2 separate regions of the Homo sapiens genome follow, and region 1 is linked to region 2. Evidence: read pairs that join two places in POLR2A ChIA-PET (ENCODE). Cell type or tissue: OCI-LY7. All regions are shown on one strand. Each heading gives the region's core, and the rest is flanking DNA. Links, peaks and the distances in the headings are about the cores only. Region 1 overlaps LOC107986166 (a long non-coding RNA gene). Region 2 has its middle 31 kb from the start of LINC01991.

What was found. Peaks named below come from ENCODE experiments on the same cell type or tissue, not always from the same donor. Only the 100,000 strongest peaks of a DNase experiment are listed, where the experiment ranks them.
Region 1: POLR2A ChIA-PET joins it to region 2 with 28 read pairs; 3 of 35 experiments call an interaction of 5 or more read pairs at or near these places.

Annotation. Positions count from the first base shown.
Region 1 is chr3:187,995,439-188,003,771 of GRCh38, forward strand. LOC107986166 (a long non-coding RNA gene) reads right to left here. Exons shown (of 5, transcript XR_001741061.2): 4 at 6,977-7,141; 5 at 1-2,320. Among named protein-coding and RNA genes, the nearest start is that of LINC01991, 23 kb to the left of the region's middle. In OCI-LY7, for the core only: a CTCF peak has its summit at 4,856; DNase peaks (open chromatin) are centred at 4,593 and 5,153; H3K4me3 peaks cover 2,290 bases; H3K27ac peaks cover 3,044 bases.
Region 2 is chr3:187,941,311-187,949,643 of GRCh38, forward strand. No RefSeq gene overlaps it. Among named protein-coding and RNA genes, the nearest start is that of LINC01991, 31 kb to the right of the region's middle. In OCI-LY7, for the core only: a CTCF peak has its summit at 4,964; DNase peaks (open chromatin) are centred at 1,541, 3,611, 4,271, 4,931 and 6 weaker places; H3K4me3 peaks cover 6,717 bases; H3K27ac peaks cover 8,000 bases.

The DNA.
Region 1 (8,333 bases), core at 87-8,086, 54 kb after region 2:
GCAACCAGGTGCTTTCACTTATGTTGACAGGAAGTATCAGTGACCAAACATACAATCCAAATCTGGGAGAGTTAAGCACGAATCCCAGCAATATAGAGAAAGGAATTCTAGACTGGAATTCAGGAGACCCATTGTTCTTCTATCTAGAATATCATGTGACCCTGAGCTGGTGGCCATTTCATCTGAGCCTCAGTATCTTCATCTGCAAGATGGAAGTAAACATTTCTTCCCTATCTATTTTATAAGTCCCTTTGAGGGATAAGTGAGATCATGAACATGATAGGTTTAACTCAATTCAGGAAATGCCCAGCTTAGAATTCTTTATGGTAAGAGTGTAAAGCACTGATATCAAACTGAAGAAGTTATTAGCAGTATTTTAAGTGGGAATTAACATGCTTTATTCAGGAGTCAGCAAGGCATCCAGTGGCTGAAGTGTAGGGAGCATGACTAAGGGTAGCTTGGAGACACCCTTAAATATGCATAGATCTTATTTTTCATTCAACTTAGAAACATGGCTTTAATCCTTTATTTTATTATTTTAATACATAAACAAAACTGGCTCAGAATGAACATTCAAAGTGAAAAATATACCTAAGCATCTAAACCACTTATTCTATGCTTTGCAAATGACTTTGACTGTCACTATACCAAAAGGTTTGCTATCTGAAAATTTATCAGGACGGGTCAGAAGAAAAACAGGTAAAAATTGATTCAGAAAACAAGAGTTTGAAGGAGTCTTCAACCCCTTTCGGCCCTAATGCTTGGTAAGCACCCTGCACACAGTGCTGCAGTCATACCCCAGAACATATAGCCATTTCTCATTTCCGATATGCCAGAGCTGGGCAATGCTGCATGTGGTTCAGAAAGACTGGTGTTTATGTCATGGCTGGGATTGTAGACTATACACTTCCTGCAGGCCTTGTGAGATAAGACAGGGACATTTCTAGAAGAGCTGTCCTCTGGAACCCCAAGCAGTTTGGAGAAAAATCAAAGAGGGAGAGAAACAAGTGTCACTATTTTGAAAGGATGATTTAGCAGTGTCAGACAACTTAGATCACAAGATGATGGAAATAAGAAAATGCCAAAACAATTTGCTCTCTTCCTTCACCTTTCTTCTAAAGAGCTTAACATATTTTATAGACATAGATGCACATTTTTATCATTGTACATTGGCAAGTCACTTTATCTTCCATAACTTCAAAGGTTCCCCTTTCCTCGTTTTTAAGGAATGGTGAGCAGATTAAGTGAGAAGCCCTTTGAAAACCGCCATGTCTGTGGTAATCATTGCTTAGAGAGAGAGCCAGGGCAGGCCTTGACATTTGTTCCATCCACCCCAGATGGCATTTTAATCTCTTTGCTCTCCTGCTGTTACATGGAGAAGAAAAGACTGGTCCACATGCAGGACCAGAGGCCTGAGTGGATGTGTCAGCTCTGCTCTGTGTCCCTGGGCAAATTAATTTACATTTCTGGCTTTGGATCTCTTTTCACCATTATCCTCAAAAGGTAGACATGAGCTCTAATATCCCTTTCAGTTCTAACACCTTGCAAAACCAAGATTCCTCAGGCTGTACTCTACTAACTGAGCAAGGGCCAAAAGCCATGAAGATGAGGGTTGTAGCTGGTGTTCCTGTTTCCTTACCTGTAAATTGAAAAGAACACTTACTTTGTGGAGTCTTTGGAAGGATTAGATATGATATACTCAAATCTGCTAGCACAGTGTTTGGTACCCAGTGGGTGCTCCATAAATGGTTTCCTAAATCAAAACTACAAGATATCCAGTATAAGACTCTGCCAACCTGATCTCTTGTCTTCTCAATTCCAGGCATCTTCATGGCTTGAGCACACGGCCTCTGAGTTACAGCTGACTCCTGTGAACTTGAAGTCCAAACATTAGAACAATCTTTGAGGCTTTCTGTTTTTTTCCAGAGGACATATGGAAAGCCTGTGAACTTTTCTGTTTCTTTTAGCTGGAACCTTGTGCCCCTGAGCACCAGTTTGCTCCAGGTGTCTGTGAAAGACTCCAAGGGAAATTGTTCCTAAGAACAACTATTTGCTTCACTGCGTTCATGCCTGCAAATGTTTTGTGCACCCCCTGCAATTGCAGGAGGAAGGAATACAGGAGACTGAGAGTCTGAAGCCACGAGTCAGCAGCATGATGTCCTTCTGTGTCTGCTTTGCCCAGTTGCCATCCTCCCAGTGTGATAAGCACTTGAGAACAGTAAGTCTTCATCAGCAACAGCGATGTCATTGCAGGCACTGGGCAGGCTAGAAGCTGTAGAAACGTGTCTCACTTACTCAGCATCCCCATCCCCTGCAGAACCTAGAAAAAAATCAGAAAATTCTACATGCTTTTTCCTATTTAATGAGGTCGAACATTCTTAAGGAATGAAAAGCACAGCTCCAGACTAGCTTTTAATTAGCTTCAGGAGCCCTTGTTTCAAACTAGCCTGGTTCCCAAAGCTATTCTCTCTCTCTGCTCTGAATGAGATGAAAATTCAATGGCATTTCTCTTTGTCAACTCATACTAAAGTGCTCCTTCTGCCCCACAGGGTTACATAGGGAAGGACACTCAGTAGCCAGGCACTGCACATTTTGACCCCAGTAGGACACCAGAACCCTCAAAGGGCGGTTAAAAGACCAGATTTGGTGTTGTTTTTGATAACCTGCTGTGTAAACTTGGGCCGGTTTCTCCACGTGTACAACGGAAAAAAAAATATGAACTTTAGAACCAAATAGACCTGGGATAAAACCCTGCCTTCTCATCTGAGTGCCTAGCAAGTTAACTAAGACAGTTTCTGTCTCTTCATTTGCGCTAACGGTATTGATGTCTACCTTGTGGGATGTCTGAGGGGCCAAAGGAGATATTGTAAGGAAAGCATAATGTCCTGGACATTGATAGACACTCAGAAAACGCTGTTCCTCTACTTTCATCCTCATTCCTCCCCTCTGCCTATTTCACTGGGTTGAAGTAATGACCCAAAGGGATAACATGATTCAGAGGTTAGGAGCCTCAGTTTTGTAGCCAGAGGCCAGGGTTCAAATCCCATTCCTGCCCCATCCTGGCTGTGTGAACATGTGCAAGTTCCACGCCCTCACCGTTTCTTTGCATTGAAAATGCAGACAATGTCAGTAGCTCCCCCATAGGATTACTGTGAGGACTAAATGAGATAGTGTACAAGACGCCCTTGCCTAGTGCCTGGCACATGGTAAGTACACTATAAATTATTAGTTAACAACAACAGCTATAGCATCTGAGAGTGCATTGTAAAATGGAAAAATCCTCCAAGACGCTCATCTCAAATCCTTTTTGGAAAGAATGTGCCAGTGTTACCGATGCTTATGTAAATGTAAGTGGTTATTATTTATGTAGGAGAACATTACTGACTATTATGCAGGAAGAGGGAGAGAACAATGTAGAGGAAGAAAAAAATTTACAATGGGCTTCAAAGGGGAAAGAGGAGAAAGTAACATCTCACCCAGCAATATAAAAGCAGCCCCATATAACTCAGCTCTGCTCTGACTGTAAAACATTATATCAATAGTCTTCCCTGAAAAAAGACAAGAAAGAGAAACACATGGAAAAGAAAGGAGAAGGACAACCTCATTTTATTTCCCCTAAAATTAATCCTAAGGTTGTATTTATCCAACAGAATCTTACTAAACACCCACCCCATGGGAGATGCAGAGACATAGCAGGCCTGGCTCTGTCCTCAGGGAATTTGCAGTCTAATGAGGGCCTTCCAACAAGTACATAAATAACTAATTAAAGGTAGAAAGTGAAGTGTCATGAATTATCCTCATCATTGTTATTAGATGTCATTTTTATTGAATTCTCTTTTTTATTATATCATCTCTTTTTCCAAAAAGAATTTTGGACAATTTATAACATAAAAGAAGTTATACCCTGGGTTTTTTTAAAAAAAGGAACTAGATATTTAGATTAAAGCAAAAAGATGTGGCAAAGACTAATGTAATTATCGAATTGAGAATCAAATTCAAGTGAGCATTCTGGACATCAGGGCAAAATCAAAATAGGAAACATATTATTATAATTTAATATTTCTTACATGTTGATGATCTCTTAAGTAATATTCAGAAGCGTAGACAAGGCCAAATTCAGTAATCTTGCATTTTCAATTCAACTGAAAAATGCCAAAATCATGCATGTCTGTGGAATTCAGGTAGGCACTGTTGATTATCAACATTTAAGGCCATTATTTTGGAAAAATCATCATCTTTAGTATGAATCACTAAAATATTGTTGCTTTTCATTGTTGGGAGGATTGTTTCTTAGGTAGCAGCTATGAAGAATGCAAGCTGTTTCACTTCTTATGTTTAATATATATACTCTAAAACCCGAACAATATTTGTATCATTAGGCTAGACTCGATAATTTTATTTTCAATGAGATTTCAGTGCTCCAGAGAGCTTTGATCTGTCACAGGGCTCTCTTGGGTTAATTGCTGCTGTTCTCAAGTCATCCTCGCTCAGACAGGTAGGTGGGAGTGAGTAGAATTAGCCAATTGTACAGAGAATCAAAGCCATTTGCTTGCAAGACTACCTACTTCTGAGAATTACCATGAATTTTGCATGCCACTAAGAAAGGAAGGAAGGAAGTGACATCTTAAAGATCCTGGGCTTGGGCGAGCTGCGGTGAAGAAGACCAGCTGCTATTATTCTTCTGGCTGGTTCTGGCCTATTGTGATGTCTTTTATAAATCTAAGAGAACTTGAATTTTAAAGCTTGTTTTAAAGACCCTGTTTTGCCTTTTTAAACTGTAATTCTTTAAATGTTCAGGAGCTTGATTAATGAGGAAGAGTTAAAAATAAGTAAATAAAAAAGACAAGTAAACAAGTCAGGGGAAGAGGTGCTGAACTGAAAGAAATAAAAAGAATTGCAAGGTGAGGAGAAGGGAGACTAAGATGTCCAGAAGGCAATAGCATCTCGCCATTTCTCTGTTCCAGGCCCTGCAGTGCCCCTGAGAGGGGGTTTCTGGTGTCGGCCAGTTGAGAGAGAGCCCTGATCAGGCACGGGGCTGGACAGGGAGCCTGGTAACACGTGCTGGTCAATACCACACACATCTGTTTGATTTGGCACTGCTTACCAGCCAGCTGCTGGCACAGAGCCAGAAGGGGCAGGTGGGGGTGTTTGGGGAGGGGGAAGGCAGGGGAGAGGGGATTATGTACAGTTGTTCCAAAATGGGGAACGGGGAGGAGGCCAGAAGAAATGAGGTGATGGAGGCCCCAAGGGCAGGCTGGAGCAGGAAGCCCACAGCTGTGGTGGTAGACCTTGCTGCTAATCACCCTCTGCAGCAGGTGAAGGTACTGAGTCAAAGTGCAGAGGCAGTAGGGAGGTGGCTTCCATAGACATTCAGGCATGGGGCCAGGTTTGCGTGAAGTGTCAGAAGTGCTTTCTCACTCTCCCTTTTGACCCACGTACTGTCTATCTCCCTAATGGTGAGCCTTTCAGAAATTCCAGACTAGCCACCATGTTGCTTCCCTATTTTTCCGACAAGATTAAACATTTTATACCCCACCTCAAATAATGTTTTTGGTTTTGTGGGGTTTTGTTTTGTTTTTTTGTTTTTTGCTTTTTTTTGCTCACAAAGACTTTCTCTAAGCTGTTAACAGCCTCCCAACCATCTAGAGAGAACTTTGGAAAGAATAAGCCTGCTCACTTAACAGAAGACTTAGGAAGTATGAACAATGTTCCTGAAGCCACCTGGCTTGGACAGTGCAAGAACAATCTGAGCAAACGCTGACTTTTCCACCCCAACACCATTTGCTCTGCCAAAATTTGCTCTGGTCCAAACTTTCAACCTTGTGCCAAGATGTTGAGTTGGTGAGTAGTGAATGTACACACCAGGGGAGAGCCATATTACTATGTCATCTCAGTGTGAAATCTGACACAGGCATACACGTTCAGTGTTCACTGTTTATTAACCAACACTGTCTGCCAGAAACCATGCTGGCTCTTCAAGTAGCTCACCGTCTGGGTGGTCTCTTCCTGGATCTCTATCCAGGTGTCCATTGCCTAAAGGGAATCCATTCAAGTCACTTCCACATGCTTGAAAATCTCACAAGTTTATCCTCTCTGCTCCTTAAAAAGTTCTATTCCCACCACTAGCATCACAAGTGACAAAAGACAAGACACTGTGTTGCAGCTGAAACTGACTATTCTGCTTCTTGAAACAGCAAAATCTGTTTACTTCTATGGTATTCTCAGTACACTGAGGGTCAAAATAATGTGATTGGGAATTACCGACATCCAATATAAAATACTAAAAAACCCAGAAAATTTTATATGGTTTGCCCTAATAATATAGGTTCAGGTTCTAAAGGGTATATGAGGTTCAAATCCTAATTCTGCCATTTCTTAGCAGGGTAAACTTTCCTTCTCTGTAATTTAAAATGGGAAGAATAGGAGACCTTATCTCATAAGGTTGTTGTAGTAAAGGGCTCACTCATGTAATGGCACAGATTTTGGCTACTGCACTCCAGAATGAAAAGGGAGATTTGTCCTTCATAGACAGGGCATCTACAACCACAACATCCCACTTCAATCTGGTTTTTCTTTGAATAATAAATTCCCCACCTTGTGTCACTGTAATTCTATCTTTCAACTCTCAATGCTCACACAGAATACTGACAGTTAAGAGACACCATTAAACTCTGCTACTCAGGAAAGGAACTTCAGGAACATAAGCTATCTACAGATAGCAAATACCAGCAAAGTTTAATCTGATTTATCAGCCACTTATTATTACTCCATTTCCCTTTTGCACCAGTGTCACATTCCCTGGAGACCTTTCAGGCTCTTCTTAGTCCTGGGCCTTCTTGACCCTCTACCTGAAAGGTGGTTTTCCTCTAGTTTTCTTTAATATAATTCCCAGGCTTCCTTCACTCCTTCTTCATCTCATCCTGAGGCTTTCGGTTCTGCACGCTTTGTCACATCCCTCTTCCATTACCTAACTCACCTGGATCCTCGTCCAACCTTCATGCCTTACACTGTGCACGGCTATACCATAGTCTCAACTCTGCTTTGGAATGATGTTGGGTCATAAGCAGTTTATTCAGCATAGTTTTCCATTTTCAAACTCGTTTCCGTAGGCTGTATTACAGCTCTGTAGGACTGTAGACCCCTATTGATATAAAACATAGATATCCATAGTTATCCTATATAGGGTATTTCCTCAGAAGTCCCAACTGCATCCACAAGGACTTGGTCACTGATACCTTGCGTGGTTGACACTGCAAGAGTTCTCAACTTAATTCTCTGCTCCACTCCAGGATTGAGGGCTTTTATTGTCTTCAGTGAGAGGACATTTAGCAGTCAGGTGACCCAGCATCAAGTTTGTCCCTTTCTGACCTTGCACCCTGGGTCCAGTGACTCATCTTATCTCTGATTTCATAATCCACCCAGGGTCCTCATTCCTACAAAACTGTTGGAATTAAAGTCTACCACCAACAGCTCCATAGCCTGCCTGTCTAGGAACAGGACTTATTCCCAGCCTCCCCCTAGCTTGATGGTAGAGTGGAAACAAACAGCAGGTTTGCACTCTTACCTAACCACTTCTTACATGACTAGTTGCTTTATCTCTCTAGGCCTCAATTTCCTCATTTGTTAAATAGGAATAAAATTACCCTTGCAGAGATACTGTGAGAATACATCACAAAGCAGACTGAATTCTTGACACATAGCATTGCTCAGTGAATAGTAGCTGTCTTTCTTAGGATGACCATTTATTATGGCTGGCTTGATGCTGGCTGCCGCTCAGCCTGTCCACCTCTTGCTTATCTTCGTGTGCTGCTGACACTCCCACATTCACCATCACACCTACCTAACCTCCTCATCTGAGTTCCAACTCCTCCTCTCCTCCAAGTGTGTTCTCGTTGTGTCTGTTCTGACTGCTGGCTAGCGGTGTACGGGAGCCAACAGGTACCAGCTCACAAGAGCTGACCCTGGCATCTCTTCCTAGCTCCACATTCAGTGAGCATCGTATTGGTAGCTTGAAATCAGGCACAGTGGGAGTATTTACACAGCAGAAATCAGCAAATACTACAAACAGGGCTTCCCCTTCACCCCACAGAGCCATTTGTTAAACATTTACAGGCACATAAGTGCAGACTCTTCATTTCTTCTGTACCTTCTCTGGGCCTTATTATCTGACCTGAACACTCAAATATAGCCCTTTTAAAGGAAGATCTTAGGGCTTTTTTTTGTACACTGACTGGCACTGCATTTCAGTGAGAATGCAGCTAAATCCATGCCGAAGTTTACAGAGTAACTCAGCTTAGGGATGGAAATATTTCACCAGGAAACAAACAAAAAAA
Region 2 (8,333 bases), core at 193-8,192:
CATTTCCTGTGAAAGCAAGTTCATCTAGGGATAGAGCAGATTTCATCAGATTTTCATTTGTTTTGAGCTAAGCTGCTTACTAGTAGCCAGAGAAGGGTTGATAAGGAGAAAGCAAGCAATAAACAAACAGACTGAAATTTCGTTCCAGATCTTAAAATTGACCCATGCGTGGGACAGGACCCTTCCATAGACATGTTTAGGGCCAGTGACTCTGGTCTTCTCCCTACATAAATGGGACTCACCTGAGCAAAGTAGTTCTCTGTCTGTGGAAACCCTATATGAATAATGATCCCCAGCATTTATGTGGAAGAAGGCCACACTAGCCCAGGGGAAGTACTGGAAAGTATTTATGTGTCTAGAGATTCCAGCTAGTCAATGTCACAGCTAAGACTGAAACAGCTGTCTCGGGACTCAGTGTTCCAAGAGTTCCCCTGTTAGAATGTATTAAGCAGCTACTCCATGCTAGGTACCGTGCTAAACTCTTCAATACATCTTATCCCCTTTAATCTCTATTAAAAGCTCTGGGAAAGCAGGGATTTCAGCTGTCTTGTTTATAATTTTATCTCAGTCTCAAGAACATCACCTGACACTTAATAGAAGCTCATTAACTATCTGTTAAATAAATTTAAATAAGCAAATTAATGAGGGAGAGGTTAATACCCCCATTTTAAAGATTAGGAAATTAACGCTCAGAGAGATCAATGGACTTGACCAAAGTAAAACAAACAAACAATAATAGCAGAGCTAGCATTTGAGCACAGGTTTTCTGAGGTCAAGGTCAGTGCTCTTCCCAACAGAGCATAGCTGCCTCTCAGCTTAACCACCTTAAAAACCGAAAATAAAATCCAGTTTAATCCTTTCAAAAATGTAAAGTAAAATTTGTGGAGCAAGCATACATTTCTTAATGCTCATCAGTTTTTTAGCCATCCAAAGCCTTCAGAAATCATAAGTGACCGTGAATGATTTTCCCACATAAGCAATATTAAAGAGATTTAAAAGGATTCCATTCAACTGGAAAACAAAAATAAACAACAATAACTACAAAGAAAGCTTGCAAATTTCATGGATATCAGGAATGTCTTTCTGATGGAAAACATATTTCCCCCAAAGGTCCTGTGGCCCTGGAGAACACTGATTTGAAACGTAAGTAAGTAAGAGACAGAAGCTGACCGTCAGGGAACAGCGGGTTAGGAGGGCGTGCCAGCATATCTTGTGGAGGACCCATGGACTCTTCACTTTTAGTTGTCTACCTTTCCCATCCCTCTCCTCCACCACAGTTGTGCAAAGGGATAGGACGTACACTAATTCTTGAGGACCCTGTAACTGTGGACAAGGACCTCTTGACTTCAGCTTTCCCAAGTGTAAAATAGAGGGATTGTCCTAAATGACACCTAGGAGCCCTTTCCTCTCTGCCACAGCCTCTCTTTCCCTTTCCTCTGTCCTTCCCGCTTCTCTTCCACCTAGCTCTAGACGGCGCAGGCACTGGGTCCCAAAAGCGGCTTTGGGGACTCCCCGCCCTGCCGCTGCTGGAGCCTCCTCATGCAGCTGCACAGCTAACCGCTGCCTCACCCTGCACTGCTGACCACTCTGATTTACCTATGCAGATGAGGCAATAAATATACAAGATCTGCTGAAAGTGAAAAGTCCCTCATTCCTCACATTACTTTTAGCCTTCACTTTCCCTAAGCCAAGGGACAATGAATGACCAAGATAAGCCTCCCTTTCCAACACTGGCCTGCCTTAGGGACTCACCGTCTGCACTCCGCCTGCACAGGTGGAACTGAGTTCAGATGAGGGAGAATTGCTTTCCATTGTTCAGTAGGCTTTTTGTAATTTCTAGTTTTGCTTACCTTTCCTACTCACCACACACACAAAACAGTGTGAGCTTTCTCATTCTAGTGCATAAACACAGGTCGGTCAATACCCACAAGTGTTCCAAAAGGTGAGCTGGCATTGCTGCCCAACTGGGCATTATAGTCCCTTCTGTCCCTGCCCATCAGGCTTGCCTTCCTCGGCAACCTTTCTAGCTTGAATTGTACTGTGACTCCTTCTCACGGACCACTCCCGGAGACTGGTGAAAGTTGGGCCCATTCTTGAAGCCTCTGCTTCTAAATCATGTTTTCCATAAAGTCTCCCTCATCGTGCTTGCTTCCACCTTCTCCTATTTGGAATTACTGGTGGGCTCTTCCACTGTCCCATAGCAAGTGTTCTATACATTCTGAAGGCACATTTGAATATATACTTTGTCATGGTTGCTTGGAACCATGTCGTCTTTTCCAAGTAGGCTGTGAACATTCAGTGGCATGGATCATACCGTGCCCATGTTAAAATTATTCACTGGCCTGACTAAAGGTAATCATAACTCTTGATGCCGACTAATACTGCAGACACTTTTCTTTCCTACGGCTTCTACACTGGGGAAGACATATGGGGCTATATAAGGGTTAAATAGAAGCTCTGTGATTCATTCAGTCCCACCCTAAAATGCTTCTTCCAGCTTCTGTTGACTTCTCCTGTTACCAAGCATAAAACAAACATTACTGTCTCCCTCTCCCTCATACCTATTTTCTTGGTCCCCTGGGTTGCACTCCCTTGCCAGGCTCTTTTCTTTCTGATCCAGCTTTCTTTGAACATATTTATTTGCGTTTCACTCAACACGTGTCTCAAATTGCATCACCAGTTTAATTTGAGTTTTAAGCTAAGATGCTAGAGCTTTTCTCTTTCCTGTCCCAACAAGTACTCTTCATTCATGTCTTTATTAATTCTTCAGATAACTAAACAGCAGCCAAGACTTTGAGGGATGCAAATTCGAAAGTGATCCCTTTCCTGACTGCAAGGTGATCCCCGTCTGGTAGGGGAGATAGGACATGCACAGAAATAGTTAAAATACCAGGTAGATGGCAATAGGAACCCTTAAAGGGCAGGCCAAGTAATCGAGTGTTCTATACACTCCTGAGGGGGGAGGGGTCATTCCTCTGGGAAGGAAAGAAGAGGGTAGGATTAGGAAAGACTTCACAGGGGAGGTGGCATTTGAAGTGGGCCTGAAAGAGTGAGGTTGGATTTCTACTTGCAGGGTAGGAGAATTAAGCAGAGGGAGAAACACACTAGCAAAGGCTGGAGATGGAAAAGTACAGGACGAGAAGAGTGAGTCGTTTGCCTGGGTTGCAGCACTGCATGCTCAGACGGGAGCACTGAGGAATACAGCTGAACAGGTAGGTTGAGATCCATGTTGCGGGGTGGAAAGGAGCCGGAAAGGACTGGCACAGGGAGACCAGTTGGGAGGCTTTTGCAACCTCCTGAATGAGAAGTGAGAGGGCGGTGGTAGTTAAGAAAAGTAGGATGGGTGTGAAAAATGTTTCAACAGAGATGCCTAAATTCTTCCAACTCACCTTGACTAATTCTGCTTAATAATGCATACACCTGTTTTCATTGCAAGCATTGTGCTACCTCTCCCTGCCCCCACTTTAGAAGCTTATCATTTTATCTTCCAGGTGCATGACTTTCTGCCCAATTACTTGTTTTCAACCCATCAGAGCAAGTCAAGCATGCATCTCAGAAGTCTCACTGTCACACTTGGCCTAGGTTGCCCCCGTGCACTGTCTCTGTTCTCAGTATTCTGCCTCTGCATACCCACAGAACAATAGCTCTAAGTTTCCCAGACCCTCGTGTGGAGGCTTGGTCAAAAGGCGAAACCTGAAGAAATACTTTAGCACAGGATGAAGGAGGAAGTGGCAGAAGGGTAAAACCAACCCCTGTCAAACTTCACCAAGTGGCTCTGCCCCGGACTCAGCTCCACCACATCCTACTCTTATTGGGAGGCCAAGCAAGAAGGACTAAGGTGACTGGGACCTGGGCAGTGGGAGAATGGGCAGTGGGAGAAAGATCATGAGGAAGCAGAAGGGGCTTTGTTTTGGTCCAGGGAACCAAATCCAGCACTATAACCGCCACCAGTCCTGGGAGTCACTGGCAGAAAAAATCAGAACAGGGAATGCAAAGGTGCTGCTCTGCCTCTACTGAGCACCCCTCCCCATCTCTAAGACTCATTCTTATATTCTATAAAATGGGGATTATGACATCCACCTGTGTGTCCTGTTGACCTGTTTGTAAAGGTAGAATAAGGTAAGTGAGTATGAAAGCACTTTAAACATGTAAAGCACTATATTACAGGCTTTTTCTCACTCAACTGACCCTAGTCATTAGGATGGGTAGACATGACAAGAAGGAAGAAGAATGCAGATGCCGGGGAGCAGAGACTGTGAACATCTCAATTTTGCATAACAGAACTATGGTGATTGGTCTTATGGAGCAGCTAGTCCAGGTTCTCATTTGACAAGGAAGCTAAAGCCCAAAGAGGGGAAATGAATGTTCCATGGTCAAGAGATGATTCAGAGGACAAACCCTGGTCCCACGGATGCCAGGCCAGTCCTTTCTCCACCCCACACCTCTGGTTGCCCAGTGTGAAGGTCTCTAGGATGGAGACCGCAGGCCCAGAGTCCAGGCGTGCTCAATTCCTGAATTACTGGTGAGTAAGTCACACAACTGAAACTAAGGAAGAGCTTAGCATGGGGCTGGATATCAGACACCATTTCTTTAAATCATTAGGTTTAGAATCCTGGATAACCATTTCCTAAGATCCAGAGCATTCATGTCCTGAAAAGGAAGACTCAGTTTCAAGTTTCCTATTGCCCTTTTCTCCTCTATCCCCATGAATTATTTGGGCTCTGTGATAGGAGAAAAACGGATGATTCCTCTGACTAGCTAGTAGCTGTTAAGTATCAAAGGCATAGCGAGTGGCAATCCTGCAACAAACATGTATAAGTACCTTACCTTGTTTCATCTTCATGACAACCCTGGTAGTAAATCATCTCAGTACTCTCAGTTAAACACACACACACACACATACACACACCCTGAGACTCATAGAACTCAAGTGTCTTCAGTCACAGGCCAGTGCCAGGTGGTGTCTCTCAAGACCTCCCCAAAGTACAGCAAGCGTTTTTATTTTAATAGGAAACAACAGCCTCTACTTCAAATGCTTTTAGAATGAGCTCTTCCATAGTATCAGAACTGTTGAACGACATGACTGTTTTACCCATGAGATTCTATAAATACAGACTCCCTCTGTTTCATCCACTAGTTTGTATGTTTCTGTCTTCTGATGAATTCATCATTGCACAAGCATTTTTGGAGGACAGCATTGTGCTGTGAGCTGAAGGGCTGAACCATACCCCTGCCTGCAGGGTTTTGAAGTCTGGTAGTTGTCCAGGGAGCATGTTGTCAGACAGCTCCAATCAGGAGAGGACAATTGTGTCACAAGAGAGGTGAAAACGTGTATGTGAGATATAGAGATAGGAGAGGGGAGAAGGGAATGTGTCTGCGTAACTAGAGGGTCTAGTGAGTTTAGGGAGGCAGGCAGGGCTGAGTTGTCTGGGCAGAGGGTAGGTTGAAGGAGGAAGAGAAGCTGGAGTTCAGGCCAGAAATAGTCTGGGGCTGATGTCTTGGGGGCTCTGAGGCTGTGCTAAGGTGCTTGCTTCTTCCCAGAGTTTGCCAGTCCTAGATGTGCGCAGACATAGGTGGTACCTTTGCATGACTTCTTAGAGCCTCAGTTTCCCCTTCTGTAAAATGGAAGACATGAATGTTGCCTCTAAGGGACCTGTGTGAGGGTGGGCCAGGGGAAATTGGTAGCACAATGCTTTGAACTCCTCCAGAATACGATGTGAAGGGAATGCAAATCACAGTTATTTATAATGGCAGCAAACTGAGATGCTGAGAAGACGTTGCTGCAGGCCGCCAAGCACTCCCTCTGGAAATCCTGAAAGCCTGCTACTGCAGGGCTGTGCCCAGATGCCAGCTGGAAGCAGGCTTATCTCTTCTCAGTTCCCGGTGCTTCTTCCGATCCTGCCAGGATGTTCCTCACAAAACAAACACTAATCTCCCTGCATAGTTCCACCTACAGAGGAGGAAGCTCTGCACCCTTCTGCCCTCCCCCTTTAGAAAACCAAGCTGAGTTCTAAACTCCCAGGTCGTGACAAGTTCCCATTTTGTGTCATCATTGCCTCACCAGGTAGCACTCTCAAGGCTAGACCTTTGGAGGCGGGAATGGCATGGCCTAGGAAACAATCTAATGTCTCGTTAGTCTCCTAAGACAGCCCTTCACTTCTGGAGCCGCCTCATCCTTGTGCCAAGCTTGTGTTGGGCACAAAGCACTCAGGCATCCAAGGAGGTAATGTGCAAGGCAGGGCAGTCAGGGGCGTGGCCCAGAAGGAGACACCGGGAGCAGGGTCCTAACATCCACACAATTTCGTTTTTTAACAAAGGAAGGAAAGGACCACATTGGTTTCAACTTTTTAATCTTTGAAAAAAAAAATGCGAACAGCACTCCCTTCACAAATATTGTCTCTTATGGGACCCTACCATATACAACTTGAGTTCACCCACTGGTGACTCTCTCAGGTACCCCAAAGGGATTCTAAAACAGTGTTTCTCAAACTTTGATGTGTACACAAATCCATAGTGGGTATGGTTAAAACGCAGGTTCCGATTTAGAGGTCAATGGTGGGACCTGAAATTCTGCATTTCTAATAACTTTCCAGTTTATGTCAATGCCACTGATCCATGGACCAAACTTTAAGAAGCAAGGGTCTAGAGCTCTAAGAATTACAGTTTGGAAACCACTGATCTTTAGGTTATACAGACAATGAGCCTTCTCGCTCCCCATCCCTGGGGATATTAAGCCAAGTTTCCTGGATTAGATTCTGCCTAGACTGAAGTCAGCTTCTATAATCAACTGTAAATCAAGATCCTAGGATTGCCTCCTTCTGGCTCTAGGTGTCTATCATCTCCAATGGCAGTCTGGGAAAATTCCTAAGAGGCTTGGCCGTGAGAAAGAGCTTTAAGGTGTGGGCTTTACCCTAACGGAAAAGTACAAAATGTTCAGATCAATCTTTATCTCCATCCCCAACTACCACTGCAACACACAGGAAAAGAGAGAGAGAGAGAGAGATCAACCCAGTGTTCCCCTTGGCACTTAAAAAGAAGGGTGACAACCACCCTCGCCCTGCCCTCTCCTAACCCCAGCTAATGGAGGTCATTTCCCTCTCACACCCTCTATCCCTCAGGTCCACCCCCTTTTGGGGACTGAGATGCTCCCACTGAGGTCAAAAGTATTTTTAGCTATGCCATGTGGGCCCATGCTTGGCCAACTCTCCCTGGACGTTAATCTTGGATTCCACAAATGCCAGGTCTCCTGATCCAGGAGGCATGGAGGTGACAGGGAAATCTGAGTGTCTTGGAAATTACAGTGCATGGCCTTTTGAGGATTTTGTCTCAATGCCATGTATGATAAAAACAAAAACAGTAACACCTAATGCTCAGAAAATGCTTCAGCATTTACCGAGTGCTTTCTCCCACATTGCCTCATTTGATCTTCCAGAGGGTCATGGGGAAGACAAGGCAAAAATTGTTCTTATTTCTATTTAATAGCAGGACCAGGTGAGCTGGCAAGATAACACGGCTAGTAAGTGGTAAACTTGGGCCTTCAGCCCCTCCATCCAAGCTCAGTGCTCTTACCATACCCTATACAATCCTACCTTTTTGCTTCTCCCCTAGCTTGGTTTTACTTTGTTTTGTTAAATATTACAAGATTCAATATCTGCATAAATGCCTTTAAGAAATGGGAGATTCGAAACAAGGAAGAATGAGGCAGCTTGTGTCAGTCACAGGTCCTGGAAGGAAGCAGAGGACTTGCTTAAAGAAGGTGGGCAAAAAGAGATTCATGATAATTTGCAAAGATACAGGCAGGGTTAAGGAAAACCAAGAGATAGCAATGTGCCCTAAGGCTCACAACAACTGGGGGCTGTTACCTGCTCTTGGCCTGAAAGAGCAAAGAAAGAGGCAGTTACCAGAGTCTGGAAAGTCCTGGTAAGCTGCAGGAGAGGGCTGTGGCCTTTGGCATTGCCAACCTGCCACTGTCAGTGAGGGTGCTGGGGACAAAGTAGGCTCACCTCTCCCCTCTCCCGCCTTCCAACCACCTGATCAGTGCTGGGCTGATTCCAACCAGAAGTCAAAGGAATAGGGAACCTAAAGATATCCATAAAGGCCAGCCTCCTGGAGTGGCTGCAAGACAAGGATGAAAAATAGATTTGTAGGGTCAAACAGGAAACACTCAGTGTGTAGCTGTGCTCACTGTGATAGCCTAGGACTCAGGAGGGAGGAGACGGCACAGAGTCAGAGGGGCTGGGATTTGCAAGGTGGGGATTCGCCTTGTTCTCTCAAAGTGGAATTATTTCAAAGCCCACCTGCAGTTAGCTCTCTGGGAGCCAATCTGGCCATGG